Regions from separate parts of the Mus musculus genome. Here regions 2 and 3 are each linked to region 1. Evidence: chromatin loops called from intact Hi-C (ENCODE). Cell type or tissue: heart. All regions are shown on one strand. Each heading gives the region's core, and the rest is flanking DNA. Links, peaks and the distances in the headings are about the cores only.

Evidence for each region. A loop is a pair of places that touch in the nucleus more often than their neighbours do. Peaks named below come from ENCODE experiments on the same cell type or tissue, not always from the same donor. Only the 100,000 strongest peaks of a DNase experiment are listed, where the experiment ranks them.
Region 2: a loop joins it to region 1, with 7 times the contacts of the local background. A loop is called at or near these places in 2 of 42 quality-filtered maps.
Region 3: a loop joins it to region 1, with 5 times the contacts of the local background. A loop is called at or near these places in 5 of 42 quality-filtered maps.

The regions. Positions count from the first base shown.
Region 1 is chr16:16,143,768-16,149,237 of GRCm38, reverse strand. Spidr (scaffolding protein involved in DNA repair) reads left to right here and starts at 2,387. Exons shown (of 20, transcript NM_146068.4): 1 at 2,387-2,493. The coding sequence starts at 2,461. In heart, for the core only: no CTCF peak of the experiment used is centred there; a DNase peak (open chromatin) is centred at 2,457; H3K4me3 peaks cover 1,449 bases; H3K27ac peaks cover 1,293 bases.
Region 2 is chr16:16,356,133-16,361,602 of GRCm38, reverse strand. Dnm1l (dynamin 1-like) reads left to right here and starts at 2,572. Exons shown (of 21, transcript NM_001360008.1): 1 at 2,572-2,839. The coding sequence starts at 2,738. In heart, for the core only: a CTCF peak has its summit at 2,921 (motif pointing right); a DNase peak (open chromatin) is centred at 2,632; H3K4me3 peaks cover 2,054 bases; H3K27ac peaks cover 1,634 bases.
Region 3 is chr16:15,836,027-15,841,026 of GRCm38, reverse strand. Prkdc (protein kinase, DNA activated, catalytic polypeptide) reads right to left here. Exons shown (of 86, transcript NM_011159.2): 83 at 4,794-4,995; 84 at 2,876-3,064; 85 at 1,803-1,942. Among named protein-coding and RNA genes, the nearest start is that of Mzt2, 25 kb to the left of the region's middle. In heart, for the core only: a CTCF peak has its summit at 2,385 (motif pointing left); no DNase peak of the experiment used is centred there.

The sequences.
Region 1 (5,470 bases), core at 255-5,254:
CATTTCAATCTTGTAAAATTTGTGTCACCTAGGACATGCAACCATTTCAAACTAAACTCTCTGTGGTGCAGGATTCCAACTATTTCCTTCTATAGAAAATACATAGTCTCTTTCCCAATCAACAGATAAGGTTGGGAGTTTTGTGGTCCTTTTTAGGTAGGTCTGCGCCTCTCAGCCTGGAATTGGCTGTAGAGGATTCATTGATCATAATTGTGCTTGCCAAAAAGACATTTGGGATCCCAGCTCTCAGGAAGGAATTATGGCAGGAGAGAACAGACTAGAGAAAATTATATCAATATTAATATATAAAAGAAATCAATAAGCAGAGAATGGCAAGAAGCCACCCCCAACCTGGTATTCATTCAACAAATGGAATATATTCATTGAAAGCCCAAACTTGTATGAATATTGTACATAACCCATAAAAAGTGATAGGCCTCTGACCCAGTGTATCTGGAACACACTTGTTTGTTTGTTTGTTTGTAGCTCACTCTCATTCTTGGGAGTGTTTCAAATTTTTACATAGACTATATCTGTATTTCTAATCACAGAGCCATGGTCCAATTCATTGCAGTAGGACACAAGAACCTATATACTTCAGCAGGCATTCCTGGAACACTCCAGTAGACCTCACATCTATATCTATAAAAGTTTGGATAGAAATATTCAGGGAAGGTGAGAGTTATAAGAGGAAGTGACAAGCTAGCATTGTATTAGTGCTGCAGAAGGACTACAAACCAATAGCAAAACCACATATTCTAGAAAGACTAAGAAAACTATTCCAAGAGAAAACTAAACTTGGTGTTTCCTTTCACGTAGCCTAAGACAGCCTTGAATTCACTACTTTTGGGAATTTGGGAAAATTGTAATTCTCTAAAATATCAGCCCATGGGAAAAGAAGGGCAGGATTTTTTTTTTTTTTTGCAACTCGGACTTTAAAAACAAACAAACAACAACAAAACAAATATTATTTTGCCATGTGCGGTAGTGCACAGCAGTAATCTCAGCACTCAGGAGGCAGAGACAGGAAAATCTCTGAGTTGAGGCTAGCCTGGTCTACACTGTAAGTTCTAGGATAGTCAGGGCTAAGTAGTGAGAGACCCTGTCTCAACAAACACAAACAAACAAGCTAACCAGTGGAAGAAACAAACAGAAACCCAAAGCAGACAGAAAACCCCACTGTCTTGTGTTACGTCAGTAAGCCAGTCATTTTGTCCTTTTTTCTCCTATGCTGTAGTCCCCCTTTGCAGAATGGCATATCAAAAACTGCTCCACTTGCAGTAGTATTTTTAATTCATTAAGGGCCTTGTTTCCCACTCTGCCTATCTTTCAGTTAGAGAATAAAGTCACCACCCAGGCTCTAAGCTCCTCTTCTGTACACATCTGTAAATACAACTTTCTGAGAATCCTTTCCATTGTCCACTCCAAGTTTTCAACAATATAGTTTATTTAATATTTTCTTCAATATATATCTTTATAGAATATGCCTCCGCTAATCTAGTTTCTACTTAAGTCCCATGCAAACACATTCTTGACAAGGACTTATTTAGTGTTTTTTTCGACACTAGAAACCCTGTTAATCCAGTTTCCACTCAAGTAGCAGCTCTCTGTCCTGCTGGTTTGAACATACATAGACAACTATGTCCTAGCGCTTTAAAACATCCAAGGAACGGCTTCATCTTCCACATTAAAATGTTCCCTGAACCAGCATCTAGAAATTTAAGAATGTAAGCTCTCTGGCTTTTCCCAGATCTATAGTATGTGAAACCTACTTTATAACAAATCCAACTAGTGTTCCTATAGTTTTTTTTTTTAAATAGGAAATCTTTGCTCTTGATATTTATGAATTTTATATTTAAGAATTCCTCATTAGTTAGAGAAGTACTATTCCTTTTCCTGGCTTACTTATGTTTTATTACTAATTAACAATAATTATTGAATTCTAGTTTACGGCTGCCAAGCCAACGACCACCATATCCCAGAACTCACTTGGCTCACCTCCCACCCTTACTTGTGTTACATCATTTTCCATATAAATAAGGAGAACACCCCCTCCTCGCTCTCTTCTCTTCTCTCTCTGCCACTCCCTTATCTCTCCCTCTCAATAAAACCTCTTCACGTTGAACTGCCTGGGCCTAGTGTGCTTCTTGGTGACCCGCTATTCTAACACATCACTGGTTACTGCTCTAAGGCTTTGCTTAGCTAGGAGAGAGGATGACCTGTAGATCAGCTCTCAGGCTCCCTAAAGAGCGAGAGGAAGAGCCTAGACAGCAGCTCCCTCAGTTTGAGCCCGTGGAACTTGAGACGACGGCTTTCGCAAGGGGCGGGGCGCGGGAAGGGGCGTCTCCGGAGGAAAGGGGGCGGGGCGCGGGAAGGGGCGTCGCCAGAGGGAAGGGGGCGGGGCGCGTGATGGGCGGCTTCCGGATGGGGCGGCGAGCAGGAAGACTGTGCACGTAGGAGATGTCTGGAGCCCGCCGCCCCGGCACGTCCAAGGTACGCTGTGCTGTTGCTATGAAAGCAGAGGGCGGGCGTGTAACCTCTGTGGGCTTCTCGTGCCTGTCCCTGGTCCGGTGAAGGGAGCTGGTGCGCCCAGTCTGACCGGCACGAGCCCGTTGGTGGCGGTCGGTCTAGGCAGGGTTCCCTCGCTCTGCCTCTGCCCAGGTCTGCTGAATGGTCCTGGGAACCAAGCGGGTGGGTGGCTGACAGGGAGGACGAATTGATTCGGAGTGAGTGTGAGCTGGCGTCTGGCAGTTCATTTGCCTCCGTTTTATTTTGTTGCTTAACACACCAAGACAGTAGTGGGTATTGGAGTATCTCTTCTGTCCCAGGCATCTTTTGCTACACTTTGCTTTCCCGCCTAAACTTTCTGAGAGGCGTGCTTCTCCCGTGTCTCCCGCAGTCCCTGTATACTGTAGGCACTGTTGTAGGAACTGTTACATGGATGAAATTTAAGCGATCCTCTACATTTCTCCGACATTGTGTTTCTCTTGGATCATATTTTGCCTTTTCAAAGTTCCTCACTTACAGATGATTATTTCATAATACTCAAAATTTAGAACAGCAAACGGTGCTTCATTCCCTCACCTGCTCTTCCTTTCACTAAATGCTAAACTCCCTTAACACTACCATTCGTACTTATTTCTCAGATAGCCTTGAAAGATGACACTGTGAACTTTGTAACTTATTTAGAGAGTAAAAGCACGTATAACTTATGATTTAAAAGACTAATTTAAATTTCAGGAAGACTAAAAGATGAAAAAATCAAGGAATTAAAACATTTCTACATCTAACATAAATTAGTTCTTGCAGCCCTCGATACCCTTGCTAACTGTATACATTTATTTAAGCGTCCCTAAAGTCCTGATTCACTCTTATAGCTGCTCATTCACTTCTCCTAACTGCCCAGCTCCAAATTTTGACTTTGTGCCTATTCTCAACAACTTTTTTTTTTTTTTTTTTTTCGAGACAAGGTTTCTCTGTGTAGACCAGGCTGGCCTTGAACTCAGAAATCCTCCTGCCTCTGCCTCCCGAGTTCTGGGATTAAAGGCGTGCGCCACCACGCCCGGCTTCTTTTCTTTTCTTTTCTTTTCTTTTCTTTTCTTTTCTTTTCTTTTCTTTTCTTTTCTTTTCTTTTCTTTTCTTTTCTTTCTTTCTTTCTTCTTCTTCTTCTTCTTCTTCTTCTTTTTTTTTTTTTTTTTTTTTTTGGTTTTTTGAGACAGGGTTTCTCTGTATAGCCCTGGCTGACCTGGAACTCACTTTGTAGACCAGGCTGGCCTAGAACTCAAAAATCCGCCTGCCTCTGCCTCCCAAGTGCTGGGATTAAAGGCATGCGCCACCATGCCCGGCGCCTTTTCACAACTTTAAGAGTTTGCCCTGGACTGCGATTTTTAGCTGTCACTACAGCATAAAGAAATTACAGTGTGTTATGAAACCATTTGTTTAGCTTATCAGGGCCCTAGCAATTTTTCCTAACTTAGAAATCTGTTGTTTTTGTTATTTCTTTCTGCCCTCTTCATTTTATTAGTTTCCAATAGCTTTTCTTTTCAGTAGTTGTGTTACTTAACTGTTATGTAAAGATTGTCTCAAAAGTGAAGCAGCTTTCCACAAGTATTGCTATCAGGATTCTGACTGTAGTTTAAGCTTATGGTTGTAGCTTCTCCCAAGACTTCTCCAGAGAAGTCTTCTCCCAAATTCACTGAGGTAGGGGCCAGGGTGGTGGTGGTTGTGGTAAGTTTCAGTTTGTTAGTTCCATAGGATGGCTCACAACTTTGTCAACAGCAAATGAGACAGGATCTCATGTCACACAGGCCGACTCTGAATTACTCATCTTTGATCTACATTTCAATTTCTAGGATTACAAGTAGCATATGCCACCACACCTGACTTTCATTTAATTAATTAACTGGTTGGCTAATTAATTTGCTTTTGGTGGAGGGAGCAGGGCTTATGGCAGGTTATGTATACTTAGTGTTTTAACTACATCGTTATGCCTTGGAATAGTTTCTTTACTGGACTTGTGTTTCATGCTCTGTTCGTTTCTTTTGTCTGAGTGTGTTTTTCCTTAGTTTGGAGAAGATCTTGTGGTCTATGGCATTCACCTGGGATTCTTCTTCCGCATCTATTACAATTATTTGAAAGCTTGATCTTTTCATTGTATCCCAGATTTCTTGGTGTATTCCTTTCCTGTGAGTTAAAAAATTCATACTCTTTGCTTTTTGGGGGGTTTAGAGTCCCTACTTTGTCTTCCAGTCCCGATCTTCTGTCCTCTGTTTGATTCATTTCTACTTGTTAGGCTTTCCTTTGAGTTTTCCAGTTATGTTATTGAAATTTCAGTTTATCTTCACTTCAGTTTGAGGGACCTACAATGTTTTTGTGTCCTTATTGAATCCAGTTTTCTTTCTGGTTCTGGCATTTAATTACTGAGTATTGAGTATTATAACTATGTTTTGCCTTGTACTGAAATGCCAGCTATTGGTAGTTTCCCCTTTTTGGACTCCTTCCAGATATCCCCTACCTCTTTGCTCTTTCCCAGAACCACTCCCTCTTCATTTCATCTTCAGAAAGGAGCAGGCCTCCAAGAGGTAACAGTCAAACAGGACAAGACAGGATTAAAAAAGACAAGATGAAAGCCCTCGTATAGAGGCTGGACAAGGAAACAATAGGAAGAAAAGAGTTCCAAGCATAGGCAAAAGAGTCAGAGACACACCTGCTCCCATTGTTAGGAGTCCCACAAACCCATGAAGCTAACAGCCATAACATATATGCAGAGAACCTGCTGCAGACCCATGAAGGCCCCATGCTTGCTGTTTCAGTCTCTGTGAGTTTATGTGAATCTTACTTAGTTGGGTCATGTTCTCCTGGTGTCCTCTGTCCCCTCTGACTTCCACAATCTTTCCTCTCCCTTTTCTACTGGGTTCCCAGATCTCCTATGGGAGGGACCCGATGGAGACCTCCAATTTAGACTCTTTCT
Region 2 (5,470 bases), core at 243-5,242, 210 kb before region 1:
AAAAAGTCAATCCTAAACTGTCCAGGAAATTCCCTGGTGTCCAGGTTTTATATTTCCCAGGCTTTTGGGCAAGAAAATACATTAATGATCATACCTAGTCTTCAACCCTGTATGCTACAGAACTGAGCTGCCAGGCAAGGTGTGCCAGGTCATACAATAATTGCGCAACTATTAGAACATAAGTAATGTCTTTCTGATTGAATATTCTACAGGAGAACATTTTATGCCTTATATTCTAATCCTATTAAGAATCTATGGCTTAGAAAGTAATAGTTGTTTTACTAAATGGTCATATTGTCAAATTTCCTTCTACATACTTAAGTTAACAGCCATAAATGTTGGCTGCTTTTAATCGTGCCCAGAGAAGCTTTTTGCAGCAGGCAGCAGGCAATACAAAGACTAAAACTGGCCAGAGTGTTGGGAATAAAAACTAAGCATTGAGCTGCAAAAGGAGCATTTTATCACCCCCACCACCTTGGACACACACACACATTTACACATATGTAAACATATATGCATACATGCACATATACACTCACACACAAACTCACATCCCTCACTAAGGCTCAGAAAACACCTCTGAAGAAGAAACTCCCTTGGAGAAACCTTTTTTTTTTTTTTTTTTTTTTTTTTGTGAGCAGTTATCAATTGGAGATAGTACCTGCACCTGAGTTAGGAATGGGGGCCTGTGTCTACTTTCAGATTATCTTTGTGTGTGTGTGTGTGTGTGTGTGTGTGTGTGTGTGTGTGTGTGTGTGTGTGTAATAATATTTAGGCCTCATCCCTTCCTGTTTCTTTCCTCTTATGTCTGATTGCTCTGGGCAATCCTGGCAGTAATGTACTGGTAGACTTTCTTAAGCACTGCCTGTGGGATTATTTTTTCTCTTACAAAAAGCTACATGATAATATATAAGACTATATGTGTTCTGTTACCAGAGAAAAGATAATTTGAGTAGGAACATATACCATACCAATCTATGACATGTTGGCTTTGGTAATATGTATGTATATCAATTTTACCAAACTAGCTCTTAGCACACAGTAAAAGACAAAGGAAAATCAAGTATAAATGCATCATTTTTCCTAGGGTACTTTATTTATCTCTGGCTAGGCTGGAGCTCACTATGGAGACAATAGAGCTGACTCTTGCCTCTGCCTTCTCAGTCTGAGGTTACATATATGCTGCTGCACTTGGTTTTGGATTCTGAAATCTTTGTTTTTAAAAGACAAAAGGGAAGGTCACAACATTTGCCAAGATGTCCAAAAATCACTTCTGGATCTTCAGAGTCTTTCATTTATGTGTTTTTCAAAACTTATTAACCAGCCACCATCTGTGTTCTGAACAGTAAAGCCTGTCTCCTATGGCATATGTTGCAGGTGAATGGTAAGTAACCCCTCCAGTTATACAATCCACAACTTTGTGACTATGAGTGCTCATGGCTATCATGAATAGATAGCAACAAGTTTTGCTTGGCTTTTCACTCCTCTCAGGCTGGGGAGTTTGTGGCTCTGAGTTACTGTTTTATTTATGTTTAACAGTCTTAAAATCCAGTATATTGTGATTATTTTGGTACCCTCATTACCCTCTGATATTCCCCCTTCCTTTCTAGGACTCCTTCTTCCCACCTATTAGTCCTAGTGGGTATACTAATAGAAAAAGCTAATCCCCAACTCCAGCAAACATTCACAGTTACTGCTCCTTTAGAAAGAATGGAGCTTCATGGGCACCTCCTGTTTCTATGATAGATAGCTGGAGGGCCCAATCTTGTGCAGGTATATAGTGCTATGTATTCAGGCTACAACTACAGCTTTGTAAGTAGATGACAGCTGCTCAATCCTTGGTTTCTTATATTCTTTCTGCCTTCATTTCTGCATTGTACCTTAAGTCGTAGTTGGTGTGTGTGATACGAATGTCTAGTTCTAAGGGCTTATCATTCACTCTCAGAACTTTGACCAGATAAACTCTCTTGGTGGGTAGGCTGGAGCGGTAGAAATGTCTGGAGACATTCTTTTAAGTTTTCCTATAGTTTCCTTGATTGCTCTTCATAAAGTAGTACTTCTCATAAGGAAATGACATTGGTTAATTAATAGACTCTATCCCTATTTTGGAAGGGGGGGGGGGTTCGAGACAGGGTTTCTCTGTGTAGCCCTGGCTGTCCTGGAACTCATTCTGTAGACCAGGCTAGCCTCGAACTCAGAAATTCGCCTGCCTCTGCCTCCCAAGTGCTGGGATAAAGGCATGCGCCATCACTGCCCGGCGACTCTATCCCTTCTTATAAACACAGGATTTCACTATGTAGTACAGACCTTGTTAACCTTTTGTCTAAGTCTTCCATGGTTGTCCATAAAATTGGTGTGTCCCAACTCCTGGAGGCATACTCATACATAACACTCTAACAATCATTATTCATCTAGCTGTTAGCTAGCATTTTGACTATAGTAGACTCAGATTCACGGTCTCAGCTTCCTTACCCGCCCAGTTCAGGTCGATACCTGAAACCTTCTAGAATAGGCCTTCGCGTTCCACTCAGCCTGAACTACATCTCCCGGCAGCCTTTGCGCGCCCACCTCTGTCGTGGCGCGTGGCCTGCCGGGAGCGGGCTGGGTGCTGGCCCGGCCCAATGGGTGCGGGCTCCCGAGGAAAGGGCGGAGGAGAAGAGGAAGCAAGCGGGCTGTGGGTCGAGTCCCCATTCATTGCAGTGGCCTGCTGGGTTGGGGGTCCAGTGTTTCGGGGGTCATGGAGGCGCTGATCCCGGTCATCAATAAGCTGCAGGACGTCTTCAACACAGTGGGTGCGGACATCATCCAGCTGCCTCAGATCGTCGTAGTGGGAACGCAGGTAAGATGAGGCCGCGATTGCGAGGCCTGGCTCGGCCGCAGGCCTGCAGGTGTCGCCAGGAGGAGGCCGGCAGCTCGGCGCTCCGCTCTGCTCCCGGGCGCTCAGCGGGACTGAGTGGCCCTGCAGCCTACAGCCCGGCGCGGCTTGGCCCAAGGGCACTCGGGGGACGCGCGGGCGGGCGTGTGGGCGGCTGTCGCTTCCTTCCGGCCGCTGAGGACGCGACGGACTCAGGAGTTGCTGTGAGCAGACAGGCAGCAAGCTAGTGGTGAGTCGGTGGCCCACGGAGCTATTACAAAGTAAAAATAAGATTAAAAGAAAATCCCGGGTGTAGTTGGAGGCCTAAAGTTAGGAAGGAGCACCATGACTTTGGTGTTTGTAATTTTGTTACTGTGACCCAAATTTGGTATAAGGTTCTCAGGCCTTATGTGGGGTATTGGCGATAAGTCCAAATTTTGTATGAAAGAATGTTGAATAGATATCTAGAATAGCAGAGATATGTGAGTTTCATTTTTTAAAAAAATGCCTGCTTTGAACTGAAGAGGAGCAACAGAACTTTAGGGGAGGAGGGCGTTTTTTGTTGGTTTTGTTTGTTTTAATGTTTGTGAGTACGCCGTCGCTGTCTTCAGACACACCAAAAGAGGGCATCAGATCCCATTATGGATGGTTGTGAGCCACCATGCCACCATGTGGTTGCTGGGAATTGACTTCTGGAAGACCATTCAGTGCCTCTATCCTCCTGGGGAGAATTGTTTTGTTTTGTTTTTGTTTTTGTTTTTTTTTGGGGGGGGGGCGTCGAGACAGGGTTTCTCTGTATAGCCCTGGCTGTCCTGGAACTCACTTTGGCCAGGCTGGCCTCGAACTCAGAAATCCGCCTGCCTCAACCTCCCGAGTGCAGGGATTAAAGGCGTGTGCCACTACACCTGGCGAGAATTGTTTTTGAGATGAGCCCTACTCTGTACTTCAAGCTGGCTAAGAATTTACCTTGTTACCTGAATTGGCTGAAACTCATAGCACTCCCCCTGCTTCAGCTCCCTTGACTGAAAAACTACCATGCCCAGAATTTTTTTTTTTTTTAATTTTTATGATGTGAGTGTTTTCCCTGGTGCTGGTTAGAAGAAAGTATATGATCCCCGAAACTGGAGTTACAAATGATTGTGAGATGCCATGTGGGTGCTGGAAACCAGGTCCTCTAAAAGAGCAGCCTTTGCTCTTAACCTCCAAGCCATCTCCCCAGCCCCTTTATAAACATACTTTTAGGTGCTCCCATTTGTTAATATTCTTTTCTTCTGAGGTGATGGGTGATTTCTCTGTTTTCCATGGGTTGTATGGCTACATCTTAACTACAGAAAGTGTATAAATATTATAAGAAGAAATAAATTAGAGGATATCCATATACTTCAAACCATCCTGTAGTTTATTATTATTATTGGCCTTTAAATATTTAAAGCAGTAGGAATTATTTTGGGGCCATTTGCTGGGTTGGCATAGATAGTTTTCGGACAGTCATGTCTGCATAATCCAGCATTAACACTTGATGTTGGCTGTGCCCGAAGACCAAATTATCAAGTGTACTATTTGGTTTTTTGTTTGTTTTGGTATTTTGTTCCTGCGATCTTATAGAAGATTTTCAGTGATGCATATTATTCATTGTAACGAGATATTTAGTTTTTAAGTTAATTTTTACTTTATGAATATTTGCCTGTGTTTATGTATATGTATATGTATCAAATGCCTGTTAATTCCTTTGGAAGCCAGAAGAAGGCAACTGATCTTCTGGAACTTGCCATACAAATGGTTGTGAACTGCCATGAACATGCTGGGAACTGAACTTAGGTCCTTTGCAAGAGCAACAAGTTCTCTTAACTGCTGAAGTATCTCTTCATTGGGACTTTTATAATAAGAACTATTTTTTGTAAATAAAATGAGAAAAGATGACTTAGTTAATTTTCTTTCATAACAATCAAGAATTGTGATCTAGCTTTAGAGCAGAAACCTTATACTCTTAAGAGATTTCCAAGTACATTTTAACCAGTAAAAGAATCAGGGATATAGTGAATCAGATTAAAGAGATTAAAATCAAGATGGGCTTTCTTACACACAACAGTGTTAGCCAGTAGAGGAGTAATGGAGGGAAGAAGGAAGGCCTTTGAAACTCAGCTTTGATGATCTTACTATCTAAAATTTAATTTAATTCACTTAAATCAACATTTCTTAGCCATTTTGACTTATTCTTTTGAGAACAGAAGAATAGATTCTTTTGAGAAACTATTGTCCATTATTTGAATGAGTTTTTTTGACCCTTGAGGTTTTTTTTTTTTTTTTTTCAGTTCTTTATATCTTCTGTATATTAAGTTTCCCTCAGCAATATAGCTGGCAAGATTCTCTCCCATCCTATGAATTTTCTCTTCAGTTGTTCTACAGAAGCTTTTTAGTTTTATGAGGTCCCACTTGCTAGTTTTAATTCTTAGACAAATGGAATCCTATTCAGAAACTCATTTTCTCTACCTATATCCTGTAAGGAACTGCCCACGTTTTCTTCTAGCAGTCTCAGGGTTTCAGATTTTACATTTAGGTCTTTGATCCATTTGCAGTTAGATTTTTGTGCAAGGTGATAGACAGATATGATCCTCA
Region 3 (5,000 bases), core at 1-5,000, 310 kb after region 1:
ATTACAGGTTTGTATCACCACACTGGGTTTTAAGGAAAATTATTTTAGAGATTTGTGTCTGTGCTTGTGAGTGCCTCCAGGGTCCAGAAGAGGACATCAGATCTTTAGGAGTTGGAATTACAAGTGGTTATAAGGTTTGTAAAATGAGAACTAGAACTCTAGCCCTCTGAAAGAGCAATGCTCTTAACTACGGAGCTGTCTCTCTATCACCCCTTGGCCCCACACCGTGCCTTTAAAAAACTCATAAACTTATTTTAGGCATGAATCTATTCTCAAATAATATGACTTGAAGATTTCTGTCAATATGTGGACTGCCCTTTTTTTTAAAAAAAGATTTATTTATGTATATGAGTACACTGTAGCTGTACAGATGGTTGTGAGCCTTCACGTGGTTGTGGGAATTGAATTTAGGACCTCTGTTCAATCTGGTCAACCTGCTCACTCTGGTCAGCCCACTCACAATGGCCCAAGGATTTATTTATTATTATACATACGTACACTGTCCAGACACACCAGAAGAGGGCATCAGATCTCACTATGGGTAGTTGTGAGCCACCATGCCATGTGGTTGCTGGGATTTGAACTCAGACCTTTTGGAAGAGCAGTCAGTGCTCTTATCCGCTGAGCCATGTTGCCAGCCCTGCCCCGCTTTTTTTATTTTTAAAGAGATGACTCTTTGTATGTGTATGGATGTTTTACCTGCACATTATGTACACTGCATGATGCCTATGTCTGAGGAGGACAGAAGGGGCTTCAGGTTCCCTAGAACCGGAGGTACAGATGATTGGAGGTGGAAGAACCAAACCAGGCTCTTTCAAAGACCAACAATGCTCTTTAATGGCAAGCCATCTCTCTAGCCCTACTTCTTAAAATTTTTTTTAAATTTATTTGCTTGTTCATGCACATGTATGCTCTAGAAAAGCAACAAGCACTCTTATTGCTAAGTCATTTCTGCAACCCTAATTTTAAAACAAAATCTAGCTCTGGGAATTGAAGCCAGGCCTTGTGCTTTTAGATTAGCTCAGGAACCCTCACTTACTGTCCCAGTCCTCCTCTGTTCTTGCCTACACCCTGTAAAGCACAGCTGGGAATTCTCAAGTCCAGCTTGTGTGTCTTGGTCTTCCTCGTGCTTCTGGGGTCATGCCTAGCAATGTTATGTCACAGCCAAGTGCCATCATGAAGATCAACTTAATGTTTTACATTTAAGTCTGATAGACTTTGAATTGATTTCTGCAGCTCATTCTCTTACTAGCACCAGTCACTGTATAGATCTGACACTATTGTGAAAAATCAAGTCAATTACAGAGTACATCTTACTACTGCTCAGAACTGAAGTCTAAGGTTTTTACTTCCTAGGAATAATACCTCCACATTTCTGTTTACTTTAGATTTCAATTTTTAAAAACTTCAAGCAAACCTAAAGGTCAATGCAGCTCAGGTTCCTACCTGAGAAGCCCACGTTGTGTTTTCACTATGAGATAGTAGTCAAATGCCTGACACTAGTGTTCATCAGGATCAAGTGGGCCAAATGCCCTATAAAGTACAAAGGCAAATATGAGTTCCAAGCCTCATATGCATAACAATATTATGGCATGACCTTAGTTCTCCTATTGGTGCTGACTGTACAGAAGCACAAAACAGACAAGGGTGTGAGCCCAGTCCTTGCAGGCTGGGCTTGGAGGGGTAAAGCCGCCCTAAGAGTCACTTTCTCCATCTACACAGTGAAGTGCCATACTGCTCAGAAGTGTGTGAAGTGCTTTGCACTTTTGAACACACACTGATTCTGCATTCACAAGTCTTACCAAGTTATAACAGCTGGGTTGGCCCCTGCTAACTTTCTCTTAGCATAGCGTATTTTATGTTGTGGATACCAATTCTTTTCCGTTACATTTATTTCTTGAATCCATGATCCTCCTTTTCTCAGCATTGTCTGCTCAAAACTCTAAGGGAAAAAACACATTTTTTTCTACTTATTATAATAGCATATACAAATTACATTAAAAAACATTAAACCAAGTAATGACCCTAAAACAAAGATCTATAACTGGAACAGCTCTCTAGCTTTCTAGTCAGACACTGACATGGCACATATCACCATGATCATGCGATGCAGAGAGGTGAGAAGAAGTCCACATAAAAAGATGAGCTTAATGCTTTCGGGGATAGTCTGGATAATTGAGTCAAACAGCATTATCTGTTCTTAGATAAGGAAATTAAGGAAAAATTCACATGGAATGATTTTTAAATCAAAGGTTGTTGTTGGCTGGAGAGATGGTTCAAGGATTAAGAGCACTTGATGTTCTTACAGAGGACCAACCAGCATTCAGGTCCCAGAAACATTGGTTACATCTTCTGTAATTCTAATTCAGGTGCTCCCTCTTCTGGACTTTGTGGGCACTGCATGCATATGATGCACTTACATACCTGCAGGCAAAACACTCATAAAAACTAAACATTTCTTTTCAAAAGTTGTAGGTTCGGAGGAGGATTGTTATAATTTTAGAAATCAAGAGGTTGAGACGAGATTCTTTTGAGTTCGAGGACAGCCTTGGCTATGTGGAAAGTTCTAGGCTAGCCCAGGCTAGAGTAAGACCCTGTTTATAATTAAAACAACAATCAGAGCAACAAATTGTGTATGAAAACAGAATTCGTACTTAATGTTACTAATGGGTCGATACTGTCACCTCCAGTTAGGCGCAAACTAAACATAGTAGTATGTTTCCTCCAAATAAATGTTTTGCTTTTTATATGATTTTTTTTTAGGTTAGTTTTGAGAAATGTAGCACAAAATAATATAAACATTTCAGTAAATACAATGATGTATTTTCACAATCCAAAGGAGACATGAGCATGTCTGTCCAAAACCAAAATGTACCTTCCAATCAAAGGAGGGTTCCTTCACAAAAATTTCCATGGTGTCAGTGAGCAGACCTGCACAAGAGCGGAAAGCCCTCAGTGCATGCACCATGACCGTGCACATGAGACCCGTTTCTTTCATTGGCAACATGAGACTGACAAATTGGCGGGTTAGACGAAAAGGCATCAACTCAGGGACTGGAAGAAACTAAATAAGAGAAAAAAGTATATCTAAGTACATGTACTGGATAGTTTTATGTCAACTTGACAGAAAGTTAAAGTCATCAGAAAGGAGGGAATCTCAATTGAGAAAATATCTCTATAAGATGGGGCAAACCTGTACAATATTTTCTTAAATTAGTGATTGATGGGGGAGGTCCCAGCACATTATGGGTGGTGCCATCCCTAGGCTGTTGGTTCTGGGCTGAGCAAGCCATGTAAAACAAGCCAGTAAGTAGTACCCCTCCATTGCCTCTGCATCAGCTTCTGCCTCCAGTTTCCTGCCCTGTTTGAGTTACTATCTTGATTGCCTTTAGTGATGGGCTATGATGTGGAAGTGTAAGCCAAAGAAACCCTTTCCTCCCCTTATGATAGTGGTGCTGACGATGACATATACGGACCAGAGCTCTCAAGAGAACAGGCACAATGCACATAAAGCACCGCCCTAGGGGGTCCTTTCCTTTTAGTGACGGTACAAACGGTATCTTCTTTCCTTCTTTCCTTCCTTCCTTCCTTCCTTCCTTCCTTCCTTCCTTCCTTCCTTTTCCTTCCTTCCTTCCTTCCTTCCTTCCTTCCTTCCTTCCTTCCTTCCTTCCTTCCTTCCTTCCTTCCTTTCATGTTTATTCTGTCCCAACGGGGGCTGGTTCTCTCCTTCTACCATAATGTGGGTTCTATGCACTGACCTTAGGACACCAGGCTTGCTGGCATGCACATTTACCCACTGAGCCATCGCACTGGTCCTGTTTTTTAAGCTAGGGTCTAACACTAAAGGCCACGCTTGCCTTGAATTTGCAATCATTTTCCTGTCCCAGCCTCCCTTGTGTTGAGGTTATAAGCATAAACCTAGGTACTTCACATTTCTAAAAATCAGCTAGAGAATCCCTATACCCAAGAATAATCAATTCAGATTGTGTTACCCTCTCAAAGCATAAACTTCTATGGAGTAACCCAGAGCCTGGGAGACTCAGAAGCTCAACAGAAACAACTTAAATGACATTTTATATAAGACACTCTAGTTATACGTGTTTGTAACAACATAATATCTTTTTCTTCTTAGCTCTGATTACATATCACTGTGTTTCCCATGACTTACAGGTCATGTAGGAGCCTAAAATGAGGGCGAGATTATTTGTTTCTTCCAAAAGTGTCAGGTTTCATAACAATGCCAAAGTCAACTTAACTTCCTTTAATTAATTTCTGGAGGTGTTAATGCCACATGGTTGTCAACTTCCTCTGGAATCAACTAAAATCCACGCTTCTGGGTGCACCTGTGAGGGTTTCCTTGATTGGCTCATTTGCGGTGGGAAGACTCTTATACTACATCTGGGCCACACCTGATGGCAGCCTGTATAGAGGGCCCTAGGTCTTGCTAGCAAGTTCATCTATCCTGTTGCCCAGGCATTTCTCTGCTGCTATTATAATCTATAATATAATCTTCTTTGGGATTCCAACACAAACTGAAGACTAGCAGCTCTCTAGGAATCTTCCAGGACTCTAGCACCTGACTGGAACTGCTGAGACATCCTGGACTGAACAAGTACTGGCTTGTTGCCCTTTCTGTCAGAAGATAGCCATGGTTAGACTAGCTGAACCATGGTCTAAAGCCACTCTAATAAATCCCATGTATATGTTCATTATATCAGTTCTGCTCCTTTAGAGAATCCTGGCTAGTGCATATTCCAATTCTAAGTCAGGAGTGAGAGTTAAGCACAACACACCTGAGTAGCTGATCCAAACGCATGTCCAAAGTCAATTCCAATCACACTGCCTGTCTCCATGGCCACCATGAAATTGTTCAGGTGTCTGTCTCCAATCCCGAGGAGCCAGTGGCTGATGCACAGCAGTGCATGGGAGCTGGCAAAGTGGGAACGCAGTGCCAGGAAGGCCTCAGGGCTGGTGCTCATCTTTACAAAGGCCCGCCTAGG